Regions from separate parts of the Homo sapiens genome. Here region 1 is linked to region 2. A link is a loop called in an ENCODE intact Hi-C map of the cell type or tissue named here. Cell type or tissue: heart right ventricle. All regions are shown on one strand.

Region 1 (4,000 bases), 130 kb before region 2:
ATTTTTACTAGCTTTCCAGGAGATGGCTCATGCCAGTTGTCTACAACTGAGCTTAAGGAAATTTGGGTCCTAATTGCTCTGGCCCAATATTTTCACATAGAGCAGAGGGGAGGACTCAGGACCCAGTGAAGTGCTGTTCCCAAGAGACGCCCGGGCCTGCCTCTGGACTCTTAAGATGGTACATGATCTTTTTTTTTTTTTTTTCCTGTTGTTCAGGCTGGAGTGCAGTGGCATGATCTCAGCTCCCTGCAGCCTTGACCTCCTGGGCTCAAGCAATCGTCCTGCCTCAGCCTCCCAAGTTGCTGGGACTACAGCATGCGCCACCATGCTTGGCTAATTTTTGTGTTTTTAGTAGAGACGGGGTTTCATCATGTTGGCCAGGCTGATCTCGAAATCCTGGCCTCAGGTGATCCGCCCACCTTGGCCTCCTAAAGTGTTGGAATTACAGGTGTGAGCCACTGCTCCCAGCCTTAAGTTATATCTTAAAGCTGACAAATCATAGCTTTACAGCTTGATGGATTTTTACATGTTTTTACTCATGGACTCACCACTCATGCCAAGTTTTTTACCCATGGATTCACCACTCATGTCAAGCAATAGAACATTCTAGCTGGAGTGCTCCCCTTCCCAATTGATATCGCCCAGATTATTCTGATTTCTATTCCATAAATTGATTTTTTTCCATGTTTCTGAACTTCGTATAACTCTCTGGCTTCTTTTGCTCAATGTCATGTCTGAGATTCATCCATGTTTTCATGTCTAGCTATAGGTCTTTTTCTTTGCTGTGTAGTATTCTATTGTATGAATATACCACAATTTATTCATTTCACTGTTGATGGACATTTCCATTGCATTTCCACCTTTTGGCTACTCTAAACAGTGCTGTTGTGAACATTCTTCTGCACGTCTTTTGATGGCACATGACACCAGCTCTTGCTGACCTGAGAGTGTGAAGGAAGGTGGCCTGTGTGGGAATCATAGCACTGACCTTCCAGAGTCTCTGTGGGGCTCCAGTGAGTTACCACATGGGAGGGTTGAGGCTTTTTTCCAGATTCCTCCTGTTTTGCCCCTAGACTCCTGTGCCCTGGAAAAATCAGTTGATGATAAGTCGCCTGGGTAGTCTTCTGCTGTGGAAGAATAAATGCTGTCCCTCCCCTTCCTTCTGTGGCCTGTCAGAACAGGAACCAAGCTGGCCTGGCAAGGCAGTGTGGGCCCCCAGTCAGGTGCTGCCCCTGGGCACCTGCCCACTGGGATGCTGCTTAATATGCTGCCACCACTTTGTGTCTCTTGTGTTACCAGGAAGCAGAAAACTTGGTGGCCACAGTGGTCCCTACCCATCTGGCAGCTGCTGTGCCTGAGGTGGCTGTTTACCTAAAGGAGTCAGTGGGGAACTCCACGCGCATTGACTACGGCACAGGTATCTGCTGCTTGTGGGGCTCTGTACTTATCTAGCTTCACTGCTTTCTGTTTTGGGCTTCAGGTGGTCTCTGGGCCCTCTGAGCAAGTGAGAGCAATCAAGAATTCGCCAAGCACCTGCAACCTATTGGGGCCAGCTGGGGTTAGGGTGGCTTCACCGGCAGGGAGGGCGTAGGCATGCAGGGAGGCCCGGATGCTGCAGCTCTGCTGTGGTCCACCAGGGGGAGCTGATGCCCCGTGCATGGTGCTTGCGCAGCGCTGCTTTCTGTTCTTGTGAAAATGGTCTCTGAGCTCCTCATCATCACCAAAATAATTATTAATTGAGCACTTACTGTGTGTCAAGGCAGCAGCTTACTGAAGCTTTGAGAAATGGGAACGCTTCTTGGTGGCCTTTGCAGTGTCGTGGCACACCCTCTCCCTTGAACCCCTTGTCTCTTAGCCACATTCTCTGTGCTATTGGGCTGTTTGGATCTGTGGTCCATGTAAGCCAAGGGACCTGGACTTTGAGGAGAGGGAGTGTGTGGACACTTTAAAAGGGAAGTGTAGACAGGTGCAGTGGTGCGTGCCTGTAATCCTAGCACTTTTGGAGGCTGAGGGGGAGGATTGCCTGAGCTCAGGAGTTTAAGACCAGCCTAGGCAACGTAGCAAGACTCCATCTCTTTTTTAAAAATTTATTTTAAGTTATTTTTATTTATATATTTATTTTTTTGAGACAGGGTCTTGCTTTGTCACCCGGGCTGCAGTGCAGTGATGTGATCTTGGCCCACTGCAGCCTTGACCTCCCGGGCCCAAGTGATCCTCTCACCTCTGCATCTCCCCACTCCCCAGTACCTGGGACTACAGGTGTGCACCACCAGCCTGGCAATTTATTTATTTATTTGAGACAGAGTCTCACTCTGTTGCCCAGGCTGGAGTGCAGTGGCATGATCTTGGCTCACTGCAACCTCCACCTCCTGGGTTCAAGCGATTATTCTGCTGGGACTATAGGCACACACCACCATACCTGGCTAATTTTAGTGTTTTTGGTAGAGACAGGGTTTCACCATGTTGGCCAGGCTGGTCTCGAACTCCTGACCTCTGGTGAGGTCACTTCTCCACCCACCTTGGCCTCCCAAAGTGCTGGGACTGGGATTACAGGCGTGAGCCACTGCGCCCAGCTGATTGTTTTGTATTTTTTGTAGAGATGGGGTTTTGCCATGTTGCCTGGGCTGGTCTTGAACTCCTGAGCTCAAGCTGTTCTCCCACCTCAGCCTCCCAAAGTGCTCAGATTACAGGTGCAAGCCACCATGCTGAGACCCCATCTCTCAAAAATATAAAAGGGAGGTGTTCTCTAGGTCAGGGCATGGCCTGTGGAGCCACCATGCTGAGACCCCATCTCTCAAAAATATAGAAGGGAGGCATTCTCTGTGTCAGGGCACGGCCTGTCGAGCCACCATGCTGAGACCCCATCTCTCAAAAATAGAGAAGGGAGGCGTTCTCTAGGTCAGGGCCTGGCCTGTGCAGCTAAGGAGGACCTCTGCTTTGGTGAGGGCCCGCCTTCCTTCCCTGAGGCAGGCAGATGGGGCACCGCTCAGCCCTCCCCTTGTCTGGGGAATGTGATCCACAGGAGGGAGCCCCAGCCACAGAGGCAGGCCCTGGAGAAGGGCCCTCTTGGACCGGGTGGGGCTTTGACTAAGACCAGCAGGAAAAGATCAAAGAGGGAAGACTGGCCAGGTCAGCAGGGGTTGGTGCCCCAGCTGCATGTGAACCCCTGAACAATGGGAGCCTGGGCCCTGTCTGGTCATAATTGGAAACTGTGGCAGGGGAAGGAAACTGAGCTCACAAGCTTCCAGGCCCTGGAGGGGTCTTCGTCCTCCAGAGACAGGACAGAAGTATTCTCTGACACATTCTCTTCTCACCTCCCTCCAGATAGGTTTTGTGTGACATTGTGAACAATGGGATTCAATCACAGTCCAGTGAGTTGTTCCTACAGTGCAGACCATTCCTGTTTGATATGACTGGGAAAGGAAGGAGGATACTTTTTCACCCTGTAATCTGATCATGTGTTCCCTGCTTAGAAGCCTGCAGTGGCTCCCTATTGCTCTTAGGGTAAAGTCTGAGCTCTTTCCTATGGCCAAAAGGCCCATGTGACCTGTAGCCTCCTGTCATTACACGTTCTCCCTTGCTCTCACTGCCTTCGACATACTGGCCTCCTTAGTGTTCCTCAAACAGATCAAACTTTTTCTTGCCTCAAGGCCTGTGCACATGCTATTCCTTCTGGCTAGAATGCATTTCTTGCTTCCCTCACTCCCTTTGCCTTGCCAGCTCACATCTTTCAGATTTCAGATTAGATGTTACTTCCTTAGGGGAAACCTTGAACCCTTACGTCAGGGTCCTTCTGTGATATCCTCCAGTTAGTACCCTGTCTTTCTCCTTCAGAGCTGGAATCATAGTAGTGACTGTATATTTATAATGTCTGTTGTCCCTGATAGATCATAAACTTTCTGAGGGCAAGGACTTACTTGTCACTGTCTCCTAGTGCGTAACATGGACAGTGACTGCTTACATAGTAGGTGCTCAGTAAATATGGTGGAATTGCTGAGTG
Region 2 (4,000 bases):
TCCAACCCTAATTCTAATCTTCCTGTTAAAAGTCTTCCTTCCTTCCCTCCCTCCCTCCCTCCTTCTCTCTCTCTCTCTTTCTCTTTTCTTTCTCTCATGGAAACGGACTCACTCTGTTGCCCAGGCTGGAGTGCAGTGGTGTGATCAAGGCTCACTGCACCTTCGAGCTCCTGGGCTCAAGCCATCCTCCCACCGCAGCCTCCTGAGTAGCTGGGACCCACAGGCATGCACCTGTGGGTCATACCTGGCTAATTTTTGTATTTTTTGTAGAGATGGGGTTCCATTATGTTGCCCAGGGTGGTCTCGAACTCCTGGGCTCAAGCAATCTGCCCATGTCGGCCTCCCAAAGTGCTGGGATTACAGGCGTGAGCCACCATGCCCAGCCTCAGCCTTCCTTTTCTTTCTTAGTGCAATGTGCAGAGTATGATGAAATGCATTTCTGATTCTAGATTGTCCAGTGCCTTCAGATTGGAACAGGTAGAAGGTGAGTGAAACTGGATTGAATATAAGCCCAATCCCGGGAATCACTTTGAAAAACAGGGGTGTGTATTTTAGTTTAAGTCCCCAGGAGCCTATTTTGTGGCCATTTTCGAAAATCAAGATCCTTAGTGTGACCCTATCTAACTGGCCTTCCATAGACGCCTCCCTTGCCGGCTTCTGGACCACACAGACATTGTCCTTGCACGCATGCCCAAGCTCCTTCTGGCCTCCAGGCTCAGAGCACCCACACGCTGTTCCCTTTGCCTGAAATTCTTTTCCTCCACTCCTCACCAGGCTAACTCTGGCTCAGTCCTCAGGTCCCTCTTAAAGGTCACCTCCTCAGGGAGGCCTGCCCTGCCTGCCCCTCCCCCAGCTCCTTTTTATTTCCTACGTGCTCATGGCTCATGAGTTTTCCTTTCAGGGCATTTATGGATATTTGTGGCTGCGTGTTTGTTTGCCTGTTTATTTCTTTAACGTCTGTCTCCCCAGCCAGACGGTGACCTCTTTCAGGACAGGAATGTTTTGTTCACAGTTGTAGCCTGGGTATCTAGCACAGTGCCTGGCACACAGCAGACTTACAGAAAACTGTTGAATGAATGAATGAATGAGTGAATGAATGAAGGAGTGCATTTCCCACTTCTTCCTAAAAGTGAAACAGATTTCAGCTCATTGAAACTCCTGGCTAGGGGGTATTTGTTGGTCTCAGGCCCTGCTCTGGGCCCTGGGGAAGCCAGGTAAGAGGGACGCGGTCCCTCGGTGCAGCCATCTGTTTCTGCCTCCATTGAACTCTCTCAGGCTTACTTAGAAACAGAGGTTTTTGAGAATCCATTTTCTCATTTCAGATTCTCCTCCACGTGGAGTGGGAAGTCGGCAGGTATCATCTCCACTGCTTCACAAGATGCTTTTTCCCAGAGAGGCAAAAACGCCCGTGAGGGTGACCCGGCTGGGAGGCAAACCCTGTCCTGCCCCCAGCTCTTGGCACTGTAACTTTCTTTCTGCCCCTGCACCCAGAAATGCTCATCTGTGTCTACCTCCGGGAACTCAGCAGCCTGGATGCTGCATGAGACCCTGAGGGACTGCAGTACCATCTTCCCAGTTTGTCGACAGGCACGTTGAGGCAGGTACTGGGATCAGGCTTGGGCAAATGAGCCTCTGAGAGGGTGGATCCTTCACTTACGAATGAGGTCCTTCTTTCCATAGGAGCAGGAAAAAGGCCGTTTGTCGTAAGGGTCACTGCTGTTACTGGTCACCTCTGGGTGCGAGTCCTGGGCTAATCGCATATCTTGCGGGACCCTGACAACTCCCCCATTTATCAGATGAGGCAAAGCAAGGCTCAGTCACTTGCACAACGCATATCGCTAGTAAGCGTTGCTGGTGGGATCACACTCAGCACTTCATAGGCAAAGAAAATCCCAGGAGTGCCGAGGAAACGCTGTCAAGATGTCAAAAATACGCGGTAAGACGTCAGCCCGGTGAGCATCCTCCGCACTGCGGACCGCCCGGGGTCGGGGTCACCCGGGCCCCGCCCCGAGCTTGCTGTCGTATCGGCCCCGCCCCACCCACGCCCTCCCGGCCCCTCCTGCTCCGGGCGCGCTCGGCTCCGCCCCCACGGGCAACACGGCCTCCCATTGGCCGCGGTTTCCATGGTTACGCGGGCCGGCGGAGCTGCGGGCTCCCAGACACGTGTCCCCGGGAGCCGCCCAGAATTTGACAGGGGACCATGTGCGCGGCAGCGCGGGAGCGAGACAAAGGACCGGGGGAGGCGGGGAACGAAGCCGGGCGGAGGGGTCCGCGTGGCCCGGGCGGGGATGGGCCCCGCGCTTCTCCTGCGAGCAGGGCACCCCCTCTTCCTTTTTATTTTGAAGGAAAGGGAAAAAAGGAATTGCTACGGAAAGAGAGGTGGGAGAGGAACCCAGTCAATTTCACCTGCTCCCCTTCCTCCAGGAAGAATCGGGTACGCGGGCATCTGAGAACCCGCAGGGTTTCTGCTTATGCCTCCCGGCCCTGAGTTTCTAACCCCACATTGACCTCAGACCTTGAGGTTTAAATTCTGTTTCTCTGTCTTGTTCTAGAACCGAAAGCTTAATAAGTGTGGTTGTTTTGATATTCGAATCATGAGACCCAAGGCATCGTAGGGGACCTCGCCTGCATCCATTCGCCTATCCATCCTACAGCAGCGACTGCACCCCTGATTGTGATGACGAATGCACCCCCATCCTTGGGCTCCGTGCCCACTGCTGGGCTGGGCTGCTCCCTCAGGTGCGGCAGCCAGAGGAGGTGTGGACTCCCATCCCACGCGTTTATCCTCCTGCAGCCTCTCGAGCTTGGTGGCATAGCCGTCCTTCCAGTCCCCAAGCCAGATGTCCTTGATGCCCCTTCTCCCAGCCCCATCCCCATCGCCAGTTGTATCAGTTTTCTATTGCTACTGTAACAACTCACTACAAATTGAGTGGCTTAAAACAACACACATCTACTCTCTTACAGTTCTATAGGTCAGAAATCTGACATGGTCTCAGAGGGCTAAATTCAAGGTGTCTGCAGGACAGTGTTCCTGCTGGAGGCTCTTGAGGGAGAATCGGTTTCCTTGCCTTTTCCAAGTATAGAGGCCGCCCACATTGGCCCCCTTCCGTCTTCAAAGCCAGCAATAGCTCCGAGTCTTTCCTCCCTAGCATCGCTGTGACGCTGACTCTCCTGCCTCCCTCTTCCACATTTAAGAACCTTGTGATTACATTGGTCCTCCCAGATAATCCAGAATAATCTCCCCATCGCAAAATCAGCTGATTAGCAACCTCAATTCCACCTGCAACCTTAATTCTCCCCTGTCATGAAATATAAGAAGGAGATCCATATGTTCCGGGGATTGGGATGCAGACATTTTGGAGGCATTGTTCTGCCGACCACGCCATCCTGACAGTTTTACCTCTGGAATCTCTGCAGTCCACCTCCGCCTCGCCATTCCTGCACCACTCCCTTTCTGGTTACCCGCTATTTTCCCAAGATGCCTTCAGTAGCACCTATCCACTGTTGTCATCTCTCTAACCTCCCTCTGTCCACAGTCCCCTGGGCCCCCACTCCAAGACAAAGATGCAGATGTCGCTACTTCCATGGCACTGTCATCTGCAAGGGAGCATCCTAACTCTCCTTGGGCACACACAGGCCCTCAACCTGCCCTACCCCATTGGTTCCTCCGGATCCATGACCCCTCCCACCCTCCGCCTCACACCCCTGTGCTCCCTTAATAGTAAATCACTTCTGGTTCTCTTAAGATCCTGGGGCATTTGGTTCTTCCTGGCCTTGGCCTGTGTGGCTCCCATTCTCTGAACTGTCCTGCCCACCTTTATTCGCCTCCCCCAGGAAGCCTCCCTGACCCCCCAGACCCTTTCATTGCCCTCCCTTGGAACAGAAATGTGCTTTTCACTGACTGGATTGGCCCAAAGAGATCTGAACTTGAGGCTGCCTCCTCATGTCACTGAGAGCCCTCTGGGGTGGGCACTGTGCCTTGCTTGCCTCTTTGGTCATA

Evidence for each region. A loop is a pair of places that touch in the nucleus more often than their neighbours do. Peaks named below come from ENCODE experiments on the same cell type or tissue, not always from the same donor. Only the 100,000 strongest peaks of a DNase experiment are listed, where the experiment ranks them.
Region 1: it touches region 2 in a loop (2.0-fold over the local background); 8 of 110 quality-filtered maps call a loop at or near these places.

What each region holds. Positions count from the first base shown.
Region 1 is chr9:129,130,223-129,134,222 of GRCh38, forward strand. PTPA (protein phosphatase 2 phosphatase activator) reads left to right here. Exons shown (of 10, transcript NM_178000.3): 5 at 1,300-1,417. Among named protein-coding and RNA genes, the nearest start is that of PTPA, 21 kb to the left of the region's middle. RefSeq lists enhancers at 1,308-1,862, 2,956-3,456 and a silencer at 1,554-1,755. In heart right ventricle, CTCF peaks have their summits at 1,637 (motif pointing right) and 1,839; a DNase peak (open chromatin) is centred at 1,629; H3K27ac peaks cover 348 bases.
Region 2 is chr9:129,256,449-129,260,448 of GRCh38, forward strand. It overlaps IER5L-AS1 (IER5L antisense RNA 1), which reads left to right. Exons shown (of 7, transcript NR_187590.1): 3 at 450-484; 4 at 1,323-1,354; 5 at 1,881-1,936; 6 at 2,346-2,434; 7 at 2,553-4,000. Among named protein-coding and RNA genes, the nearest start is that of IER5L-AS1, 22 kb to the left of the region's middle. RefSeq lists a silencer at 1,976-2,025 and an enhancer at 2,159-2,697. In heart right ventricle, no CTCF peak of the experiment used is centred here; a DNase peak (open chromatin) is centred at 2,103; H3K4me3 peaks cover 1,267 bases; H3K27ac peaks cover 1,762 bases.